Linked DNA regions of Homo sapiens: region 2 is linked to region 1. A link is a contact called in ENCODE Hi-C or POLR2A ChIA-PET data. All regions are on one chromosome and are shown on one strand. The core of a region is the stretch at or near the end of the contact, and the rest is flanking DNA. Distances in the headings are between cores, read along the strand shown.

Evidence for each region. Hi-C counts contacts between places; a loop is a spot of excess contacts on that map. ChIA-PET counts read pairs that join two places held with the same protein, here RNA polymerase II (POLR2A). Pooled maps may share reads with other maps.
Region 2: a loop to region 1 is called in a map of CD14-positive monocyte, with 2.5 times the contacts of the local background. The contact joins the promoter of TMEM39A here to the enhancer-like site in region 1. A Hi-C loop is called at or near these places in 1 of 168 maps with a recorded cell type or tissue (CD14-positive monocyte), 2 of 37 single-sample maps with no recorded cell type and 10 of 50 pooled maps. POLR2A ChIA-PET finds 5 or more read pairs at or near these places in 14 of 52 experiments (AG04450, CD4-positive, alpha-beta T cell, Caco-2 and 9 more).

What each region holds. Positions count from the first base shown.
Region 1 is chr3:119,349,526-119,355,233 of GRCh38, reverse strand. The region is part of intron 1 of ARHGAP31 (Rho GTPase activating protein 31); the gene reads right to left. Among named protein-coding and RNA genes, the nearest start is that of ARHGAP31-AS1, 30 kb to the right of the region's middle. RefSeq lists enhancers at 3,122-3,171, 2,969-3,666, 5,188-5,708. Within about 2 kb of position 1,798, at least 8 of the 41 ENCODE cell types and tissues checked have a DNase peak (open chromatin) inside an H3K27ac peak, as active enhancers do; they include CD14-positive monocyte, GM12878 and OCI-LY7, where a contact is called at or near this core.
Region 2 is chr3:119,460,079-119,466,056 of GRCh38, reverse strand. TMEM39A (transmembrane protein 39A) reads left to right here and starts at 2,442. Exons shown (of 9, transcript NM_018266.3): 1 at 2,442-2,721; 2 at 3,909-4,095. The coding sequence starts at 3,983. RefSeq lists enhancers at 2,192-2,251, 2,282-2,771.

The DNA.
Region 1 (5,708 bases), core at 549-3,048:
TTCTCAGAGAGAATAGATAAATTGCCCAATGGCCTGGAGCTAGGAAGTGCCAGAGTTGGGATCCAAACCCAGGTGTGTGTGCTGCCAAAGCCCATGCTTTTTCTGTGATACCACAAGTGATGAAGAATAGAAAAAGCCCCAAGCTACACCTACCATGGTTCAAACACTCCCCAACAGGAAGGCAGGTCCTATAGTGGCAACTTTGGAGGTGTGATTTGAGGAGAGTGGATTGGCTCCTTGCCGTTGACTGCCAAAATGCCTGAAATCCTACCACTACAGGTCTGATCTTTAAGTGTTCAACAGCTCATGGTTAATATCTATTTTTAAGTTCCTTTTGAAAAAAAAATAGCAAAAAAGTTTGAAAAATTAAAATTATATATAAATATAGAGTACAGAATGTCTCTTTAAAAACTACCTCTTCCCCAGTATATTAAATAATAAAAAATGACACACAATGGCAGGTGGATCACCTGAGGTCAGGAGTTCAAGACCAGCCTGACCAACATGGTGAAACTCCATCTCTGCTAAAAAATACAAAAAAAAAAAAAAAAAAAATTAGCCCGGCATGGTGGCGGGTGCCTGTAATACCAGCTACTCGGGAGGCTGAGGCAGGAGAATCACTTGAACCCAGGAGGCAGGCGGAGGTTGCAGTGAGCTGAGATGGCACCACTGCACTTTAGCCTGGGCAACAAGGGCGAAACTCTGCCTCACACACACACATAAAAACCACACACACACACACACACACACACACACAAACCACACACACACACTGAAATGTTAATAGTAGTTACTGCTAAGTGGTAGAAAATCAATGATTTTTGCTTTTCTCTATTTTTAATTTTGCTTTTCTAAATTTTCTGTGAAGGGGATATAGTAAAAGCATTTTTTTTAAAAGAAAGAAATGGGATTTTACAAAACAAGTTTCATTTAGGAAGATGGAGGGGCTTCTGAAATCAGTGACCCAAGTTCTAAATGTTTGCTGAAGTCCTTTCCAGTGACCCTGTTGAGGTTATTACCCCTTGTGAAGCAGAAATATTTGCCCAACCTGCTGGCCTGGGATGGCTGAGGACTAGCTCTGCTATCCTGCTGAGCAAGGCAGCCTGGAGCCCGGTTCCCCGGGTGGGGGTCCCTGCCCTCCTCATTTTTAGGCTCTCAGATGCCAAGCCAAACCAGCACTTTCCTGCAGAGGTGTCCAGGTCCTCCTCTGGTCCACTCTGTGACTTATCCCTGCCGGGGCCCTCAGGTCTCTGCTGTCAATGCTGTCTCTTTCCCAATGACAGCGATTCTCCTTCTACCAAAGCAGATGCACTGAGGGCCCATCTAGAGGAACAAAAGGTAATAAGATCTTTGCCTTCAAGAAGCCAAGAAGGGAATGGGTAATTATTGTGAAACTAGTATGCAGTGGTCCCTGAGCTACACACTTTTTTTTTTTTTTTTTTTTTTGAGATGGAGTCTTGCTCTGTCACCCAGGCTGGAGTGCAGTGGTGCAATCTTGGCTCACTGCAACCTCCGTCCTTCCAGGTTTAAGCAATTCTCTGCCTCAGCCTCTGGAGCAGCTGGGATTACAGGCCCATACCACCATGTATTTTTAGTAGAGACAGGGTTTCACCATCTTGGCCAGGCTGGTCTTGAACTCCTGATCTCGTGATCCACCCGCCTTGGCCTCCCAAAGTGCTGGGCTTACAGGCGTGAGCCACCGTGCCCAGCCTAGCTATACACTTCTTATCCATTATTTGTACCCAGTGCAATCCTCACAGTCACCTTATGAGGGAGGTATTTATCTCTGTTTTGTAAATGAAGAAACTGAAGCTCAGAGGTATTACGTCACTTGGCCAGTATGAACATATCAAACAAAATATGCTAAGGGCCCTAGACAGGCACAAAAATTGTAACAAAAGTTCTTTTAAAAAGATTACAGCTGGTGGGGAAGTCAGGCAGAGCTTTTAGATGTTGAACAAGAACAGGAAATTGTGTGCGTTTTTAGAGAGCCAGCTGTCTTGAGAGGGACCACGTTGGGGAGTGCTGAGACAGGACCCTCATGCTCAGGGGCTCACAGTGTTGTGAGCTAAGTGGATAAACAACCAGTCAAGGTGCTGCAATAAGAACTCTGACACTGGTGCAGAGGAATGATTTGATATGATGTGAGATGCTATCATATGATGTAATTGACGTGACGCAATATACATTACAATACATGCAGACCGCTCATCTAAGTGCCTAGCATATAATAAGTACTTAGTAAATGTCATACACTTTCTTTTGGGGCAGGAAACAGAGAATAGTATAAACAAGGTGAAAGGCAAGAAATAATGTGGTGAATTCCAGGAATGCTGACTAGACCAGTCCAGTGGAAGAGAAACATTAGGGAACTTGGGGGCATTTTTACTGACTGTCTGGGAAGATTGCATTCTATCTTGATCTCTACTTCCAGATAAATCTTTCTAAAACACTACCTTGATGATAAAGCTCCCCTACACCAAAACAATCAATAGCTTCCCATTGCCTGTAGAATAATGTCCAATACTGGCAGCTTTGGGACTAGACCTTCAGCTTCCTCATCAGGGCCAACCCTGAAGTTCTTCCCTTCAAAGAAATAGGCTTTTGTGTGTGTGTGTGTGTGGGAAGAGGGAGGGGAGGTAATCTAGAAGAAAAGACTTGCCACAAAAAGAAAAAAATAAGGAGTCCCTTTAGGGTCAGAAGGGACAACCTCTCGTGGTTCGTCAACGAAAGGGGAAGTGAGAGGACTCACTCTTCTCTAGCTGTTGCCTGAAATTTCTTTAGGAAAGGTAAGAGCCTATCTGACTCACACATAAAAGACTGGTTGAGAGTGATGAAAGTGTCTGGGTCCACAAGTCATCAGTAGCGAATGAGCCAGTGGGGAGAGCTTAAGAGGGACTCCCACAGGGTGCCTCTGGGTGTGTGTGTTTGGGGTGGGAGTGGTTGTGGCTGAGGAAGGGTGGTGCTGAGTAGAGAAAAAGATTCAAATGCTGTGAACATAGAAAACAAACCTGCAAGACATCCCCATGTGACCTTGGTCTTAGAGCTGGCCCTATTCATCTTGTACATAGAAACTGTACAGAAGGGTTTTGTCCCATTGATGAAGCTGCTGTGCTTTGTGTAATTGATAAAGGCTTATGTGGTTCATCCTTTCTACTGTCTGTGGAGAAAGCTTTGTTATTAGGAGATTTGTAGGGGGAGACATCACTCACTCCATGGGGCTGCTGATGGAGGACAGAAAGATCTCAGTCAATCCCCAGCACATTCCTAGGCAACAACAACTCATTTAAAATCATTTAAATCCTCAGTTTAACTGCATAAAGCACACATCAGTGGAATCACCTGATCAAAGTTTTATTTACTGGATGAGCAGCTTTCTTGCCACCTGCTCCTTGGGATACCACTGGTGGAGGCTCTTAAGTGCTAATGGATACAGAGAACGGCCGCATGTGCCTGAGAGTGAGCCCCAGGGGAGAAGGTCGTGAACTGAGCAGATTAATGAGAGAGAAGCAAACTTGTTTCTTGAACTGTATGCTTCACTAACACTGATCATCTTAAGAATGAGGACAATGTAAATTTTTTTCTACTCTGAGTGTGTCCAGGCCACCTCTCTTTTTTTTTCTTGCATACCTCATGGGTGCTTATGGGGATGAATTAACCATCATTATTTCATTTAATTCTTAAAACTCTGAGATGTAGGCATTACTACTCCTATTTTCAGATGGGAAGCTAACATTCTGTATGGTTAGACAACTTGTCCAAGCTCAAACAGCTAGTGGCAAACTGGGGTGCAGTTATAAGTCTGTTTGAATCCAAAATTCATGCACTTTCCAGTACATTTTATAAGCATAACCTCCACACTAGGGAAACCAAGTCACAGACCAAGAATGAGGAAGACCAGAAAGCAGCAGAAGGTAGAGACTGACTTCACAACTAAGTGCAACTTGATGAGAGAGAACGACTTAGATAACAAATTAAGAAACATGGATTCTTGCCCTAATCTACACGTATGAGATTCTTGACCTTTTAGGAGAGTAACTTTCCTCTTCTTTGAATTCCCCTAGGTATCTTCCAGGCAGTAGGTGCTGGGGTACCCAACAGTTACAGCAACATGAACCAGTTGTATGTCCTCCAGCAAATCAGCCACTGCCAGCCTCAGACTTTCATCTGTGCTAGAAACAAGTTCTGGATCCAAATGATTTCTGGATCCTTGTGTTTCTTCCAGGTCTAACCTCCTTCTAGGATCTGTCAGCTTCTTGGATGACACTGGGAGGAGAGGCTGGGCTGGAAATTAAGAAGGCAGATTCGGTTTCTATCTGCCAGTGTTCAGGTCCTGACTCCTACCAGCTCTGGTTTACAGCTAGGTCTTTCAGGACAAAACATTAGGGTAATTTTTTGTTTGTTTGTTTTGTTTTTGTTTCTCATTTGTACTGTTAATGGTTCCCCAGCTCACTCCACCCATATAAACGGAAATTTCTGTTAAATAAAATATAAACTTCAATCTCAAGAGGTTTATACATATCTCCTTTGCTATGGCTAGACTCCCCTTAACCCCAAGGCTATTTTTATTTTTACGGGGGCTGGAATCCTCCAGGGACTTAGCTCTAAAAGACGCCTAGTTCATCTGAAGGTCCTCTCTGCACTGATCTCACCATGCCCTAAGAGTGAGAAATCCCTTTTGCTTATTGTACCCTCTGGTTTCCCAGGCTGTAGAGCTTCCTAATGGTTTCCAGACCTACGGCACTATGGGGGCTTCTCGTTTTTGTATTTTTCTAAAATCAATTTTACTGACGGGAGATGGGGAACATTTATAAAAAATGACGTCATCTTGGGCCAGCTACGACTATGTGAAGAACAGCCAGGTAAAGCTTATCAGTTCCTCGCTGTGCCCCAGCCCCCACACCAGCATCCTTTCATTTCCTGCCCAATATTCCCGAGCCACAGGCAGCCATTGTTTCCAGAACCGCTTTGCTTGGAAGCCTTGGTACTGAGGCCTCCCAGCGCTTCCTGTTGTTACCAGGCCTCTCTTTCCTGCTGAAAACAACGGCACTTCCCTGCAGTTTGTAACCCTTTTCAGGCAATTCATTTCTTCCATGAGCTTGTTCAGTGTTTGCAAATGCAGAGTGCTCATTACATTTATTTTAGTTAACAGTTTTCTTATTCTACAAGTAGTGCAAGTTAAAAATAAAGATGAGCAAAAGAAAAAAAATCACCAAATCTCATCCCCTTCTATTAGCACTGAAATCTCTTTGGTGTTCATGCTTTAAGATTATCCATCTATGTAAAGAAAATTTACCACAAGACTCAGGGCTTGAATAGATGACCATTCTCAATAGTGGAAATGGAAGCAGGGAAGCCTGCCCAGAAAGCATTCTCCTGGAGGTTCTCATATATTTCTGAGCAAAAGGGCCTCCCAGGAGCTTAAGAAGAGTGCAGACTCCAGGAGATTCCCCTGCAAATTCTCAGGACTACACTTGGAGATCTTCTTTAAATAGTTTGTTAAATTTGGGAGCGGCTCATGGGGCAATTGAAGAGGTCAGGGAGGAGGGACAGCCCATTGTTATCAGGACTCCAGGAATCTCTTCAATCCAGCTGCCTGCCAGCTGCTCCAATGAGCTTTTGAAAACACAGATCTAATTGTTTGTCTATAGCAAGGAATGCTAAGTTCTTCGTGACCCCTCCCCCAACATCACCCTCTCTAATCAGGT
Region 2 (5,978 bases), core at 1,193-3,692, 110 kb before region 1:
AGGCTAGAGTGCAGTGGTGCTATCTCAGCTGACTGCAACCTCTGCCTCCCAGGTTCAAGCAATTCTCGTGCCTCAGCCTCCTGAGTAGCTGGCATTACAGGTGTACACCATAACACCTGGCTAATTTTTGTATTTTTAGTAGAGACAGGGTTTCGCCATGTTGGCCAGGCTGCTGTCAAACTCCTGGCCTCCCAAAGTGTGGGGATTATAGGCATGAGCCACTGCATCCGACCTATTTTCTTTATTTCTATCTTTATTCTATAAGCTTTTTTCTATTTCTAAAATGTTTTATTTTGTTTTTTACTTTTTAAACTATTTTATTGAAAACTAATATGCAAACACACACGTGTGTGTTTGGGTCAGGCCTATGCAGGGTCAGGATCATCAATATCACCATCTTTCACCTCCACATCTTGTCCCTCTGGAAGATCTTCAGGGTCAAGAACACACATGGAACTGCCATCTCCTAGGATAACAATGCCTTCTTCTGGAATACCTTCTGAAAGACCTGCCTGAGGTTGTTTTACAGTTAACTTTCATTTTTTTAAAATAAGTAGAAGGAGTACAATCTAAAATAACAATAAATGTATAGTATAGTAAATATATAAACCAGTAACAAAGTAATTTATTATCATTATTTAGTATGTTATACTGTACATAATTGTATGTGCTATACTTTTATACAACTGGTAGTGCAGGTTTGTGTACACCAGGATACATTGCACTACAACATAAAGACAGCTACATCATTAGGCAATAGGAGTTTTTCAGTTTTATTATACTCTCATGGGCTCACCATCATTTATGTGGTCTTTCATTGAAACATCATTATGGGACACATGACTGTATTTAAAAATGAAAAAAAAACCAGAATGGTTGTACGAGTACTGGAAGTACAGTTTCTACTGAATGAGTGTTGGTTTTGCACCATCATAAAGTTGAAAAATTGTGAGTCAAACCATCCTAAGTTGGAGACTTGTGTGTATTCCTAAGTGACAGCTCTGTGGTACATTAGGACATTAGGAATATTTGGGAATATTAGCAACTTTACTGGTTTCGATATCAGTCATTCTGGCTCTAAATTCTGGTTCTGGCTCTTATTAGCCAGGCTATTTTCTTTTTTTTCTATTATTATTATTATTATTTTTGAGACAGGGTCTCTCTCTGTTGCCCAGGCTGGAGTGCAGTGGCACAATCTCGGCTCACTGCAAACTTGACCTCCAGGGCTCAAGTGATCCTCCCACCTCAGCCTCCCAAGTAGCTGGGACTACAGGTGTGAGCCACCATGCCCGATTTATTTTTTTACTTTTTTCATAGAGACAAGGTTCCACTATATTGCTCAGGGTGGTCTCAAACTCTTGGGCTCAAGTGATCCTCCTGCCTTGGCCTCCCAGTGTTGGAATTACAGTCATGAGCCACCCTGCCTGGCCAGGCAGGCTATTTTCAACAAGCTACTTAACTTCTCTTAACTTCAGTTTCTTCTGTAAAATAATAACCATAGTAGAAGCTATCAAAATGTGAGATTTAAATGAAATGTGTAAAGCTACTAATCCAGTGCCTGACACAACAAAATTCTTAATAAAGGTTAATCATTCAATCAATACAAACAACTTTCTATTAAGGAGATTAAAATCTCTGGAGTGAAAGATTACACAAATGCTCCTTTTGACACTCTTATCTTCTTCTAATACCAAACTATTGTCAATTCCTGAACTCAAGATGACGTTGCTCACAGATCTTTACCTTTTTATCTGCCACTTCTCCAGGAGGACTGCCATTCTCCCACAAAGCCCCTATGCCTTTGTGGAGTCTTGGCTGAAACCCCAAGCTCTCTGCAAAGCTTTTCTTGGTATTGACATCACCACCATCCCACAGAATTCGTTAGTGTTACATGCTATCTCTGGACCTTGGACACACTTTTAATATTGTAACAAATGGTAATTACTGTATTTTCTTAGTGTCGCCTCTCTTCCACTAGACTCTGAGCTTTTGTGGTATTCGCTTTGTAACCACAGCATCTGTCTAGTTCTTAGCAAACAATAAGCGCAGGGTTGGATGCTGACGCATGACTTCATGACTTGGGCTCCCTCACTTAGCAGTAACGTGACCCTAGGTGACACCTCCTAATCTACACTCATCTGTAAAATGGCGGTGATAACTTGTACATGGTTACTACATGGAGTCCAAGAGACAGCAAGAAGGATCAGTAGCATGGTGCCCGCACCTAGCAGCCGCTAGCTGACTGAGGCCGAAAGAGGAAATGCTTTGGCCAACACTGGCCGGAAGGGGCGGGACCGCGAGTTAAGAGGAGAAGGCGCGCCCCACTGCGCAGGTGCAAATGGTAGGGGTTGTCGTGCCGGCTGATTCCGGGGACGCACTCGCGGCTGGGGCAGACCGCGGTCGCGTAGCTGACGTCATCGCCGTGCGCTGCCACGTCTGCTCAGCTCCGCGGTAATGGAGGCTAGGGATGGGTGCTGAAGTATCAGGCTCTGGCTCTAGCTTTAGCTCTGGCACTGGAACTGCGTCGGAGTCTGGGTCTGAGTCTGGCAGCCCGAAGCCTGGACACCTTTTCTTGATTCTCTAGGCGGGGGCTGCCTGCGTCCAAGCAGCTGGTTTGCAGCGTTCCAACGCTGGGAGGGAGTTCCCTTACCTGGGGTCCAGTCTGTAAAGTTGTCGCCGCTTTCTAGGGACCCCGCCCCACCGGCTGGGACTCTTCCATGCGTGAGTATTACTGAGCTGCCCCAAGGTCCGGCTGTCCTGGACCTGCCTCGGCCCTCTTGGGTGTGCGGCGGAGACTGCTTTGTCTACCTTTCTGCCGACTTCTCTTAGGGACCAGTCTGTTGAAGTTTGTGGTCTCCTGCAGTCCACCACACCGCATACTCTCACCTCTTCCGTCCCAGTTTTTTCCCTGCACTTTTCTTTCCCTTTGCTTGTTAATGGAGCAAGGACCAGCAGCCCCTGCATCCAGCGGTTTGAATGCTTTGTTTGACTTGGGGTTAGTTTACAGCCGAAGGCTGTTAGGAATAGGGAGCATTTGAAAACACGGGTTTTTTCCAGTGTCATCCTTGGGTTTTAGTTGTATTGTTTAGGAAACATTGGTATCCATGTTGACAGAATCATGATTTTTGCCGTAGAATGATGAAAAGAGCTTTTTTTTTTTTTTCCAGTGAGGATCTTTATCTTTTACTTGCTTCTTAATCTTGCAGTTTCAGTAATTTCTGTATGATTTTACACCAGCTTTTCTGGAGCGGGCATCCCCTTGAAGAGTTTCTTTCAATATTTTAACCCTAACATATAGAGATACCACTCGAACAGTTTTACTTTTAAACTGTTAAAAGAACTACTGGTACCCTTTCATTCCACTTCCTCAGTCCTGACAACCTCTGCAGAACAGGGGACACTCCCCCCCCCCGCCCCCCCCCCTTGAAGAAACACACTCAGAAGAACACACTCAGAAGTTAACTTATCCGGATAAGGTCAGATAATATGTGACCATCTGAGCTCACAAGCCATATCCCTTGATAACAAAACCTAATGTTTTATAAAGTGCCAATTCTTCTATATTTCAAGTAGTTTAAGTGTGAAACATTGAGCTGGAAATGTATAAGGTGTGATGTTTCTTGTAAACTTCTATTTGATTATAATATCTTACAGATGATACAAATCAGTTGACAAAAGACACAAATCATCACTTGCCTAAAGCTGAACAGAGCTTAGATCAGAACTTAGGCTTTTGACCCATTAGAGTCTGAGTAGTCCTTTAATTCGAATAACGTAAGTAGTAGACACTGGGAACATTCGTTTGAAAATCTTATTTTGTAAGGCCTGCTTACTCAGTGTTTGTCGTTGTTTTGTTGCCTACTTTAAAAATAGTCTACTGATGTTTAAATGTTTTTGTTGTCGTTCAGAGTTGAAACTGGTTGACAACCATTAACCTGGGTTGCAACTACAGGTGGCACTGGAAGCAGACTGGTTCCTGGACATGCCCGGTGGAAGGAGGGGCCCTAGTCGGCAACAGCTAAGCCGTTCAGCTTTACCTTCTTTGCAGACTTTGGTTGGTGGAGGCTGTGGCAATGGAACAGGCTTGAGAAACAGGTAAAGAAAAAATAAGGCTATATATAATTTTAATGTCCTTTGATCAGTAAGACTAACATAAAAGTCATCATGTCATTCAGATATTTGCTTATTGAGATTTATTCTTGACACTGTGGTAGAAATCCTGCCCTTCAAGACAAAATTCAGAATTCCAAAATACTTTGGAGGTAAAAAGATGTGAAATGGGGCCCACAAAGTGAAAGCAGTCCCATTCTTTATTTTGGCTGATCATCTAAATTCTTGTTATCCCCTTTTTATCTATTAGAAGAAGGGAGAAGTGAATGAAAATACAAGGTAAGTGTGATGGTTTATCTACTTATAAGCATTCTTTTTTTAGAGGGCAAATTATAAGTCAAATTCCATCAAGGATTTTAAATTGTCAAAAAATTGTTTGGTCTTAATAAATGTTAGCTGTTTTTTAGCTGGGTTAGCCCATGCCATCAGGAGGTTTGATAATGTAGCAGTTCAAAGAGATACTTTTACCTAATGAAGTATTTGCTCAAGATATTTTCTGCCAGCTAATTTCTCCTTCCTCCCTGAAAAAAGTTTTTCTCTTGTCTTGATTTTAATTTTCAGAGCTAGCAATCAGTACTACTGTATTTTCAGGCCTGTCTAATGGTATTTATGCACTTTTGTTTTCTAGGCCTGACCTTTGTCCTTTTTTTTTCCTGACTTTCCAATCCCTCTTCCACCCAATCTTTAAAATTAGTTCTGATCTCATCATTTCAGTGGAGCTCTCCCTGAAATTCCAGTTTGAAGGGATTTTTCCAGTCTCCGATTCTCATACTAATTTTTAATCCGAGTTTTGTTTATGTATGTATACAGAGTAACTAGTTTATGCTAGAGTATTTTTTACTCTGCCGTTCGTTGGATTTCCTTATTTTAAAAATGATGGTACTGTTTGCATCATAGCAGGATGTTGAAATAAATGAAGTAGTAAATTGCAGTAACTTTAAAAAACTTTACTGAATTTTACAAAATTTCTACAAATAAGTATTATTTTATATACTTAAAAATAAGAATGAGAATATGCGAAAATGCTTTTGAAGAAAGGTACTATCTAATATAGGTATTGAGATAAAAGTTGTTTGCTCTTTGAGGTACATGCCTTAATTTTATTAATATATGCTATCAACTTATTGATTCAGTACTTTCAAATTGTGATAGAAAATCTTAGCTGTCCCTAACTAGGATTCTAGCCAACTAAAAAATTCTAACTTTGCCTCCTAACTCTAGCAGTTCTTTGTTCGTTCTCTTTGACTTTGGCTTTGAGGATTCCTCTAGATAATTATGTTCTCTAGATAAAAATGTTCTTAGACTGTCCCATGAAATCCCTCTTCAGTGTCTCAGGGGTTGCTGTAGGAGGGCTTAGAAGGGAAAATGGATCAGGCAAGCCTAACAGTCTAGGCTTGAGTTTTCCTCGTCTTCTTTTAATTAGACTGACTCATTTTCCTATGTGTTTTAAATATTAAGATACTATGTAAAATATCATGAGGAAAGGAAAATAAAGCGTTCTGCTATTAAAAAGAACTGAAAGCCAATGAAAATGTCATTTGTAGATGCTTCTGCTTGCACTTAGAGTCTGCAGATGGTATACTGGGAAGAAGTAGGAACGTTCGGAAAATACCTCGGCTCTTGACTGGGTTTGGTATTCTTTTCTCTGCCTTCACTGTAGCTCTTCTATCCTGGTATTCAAGGTTCCAACCATGGTTGCTTTAATCTGCCTTTCTCTCCTCCTTTAACATATGTTTATTTAGCAATTAACTGGGGGGAGGGAGGGAGTGGGTAGAAAAAAGTATTTTCCAACATTTTAAAATGAAAGAAATAATTGTTTATGGTTTGAAAAGTCACCAAGACTATTATTGAGTGATTATTTGTGACAT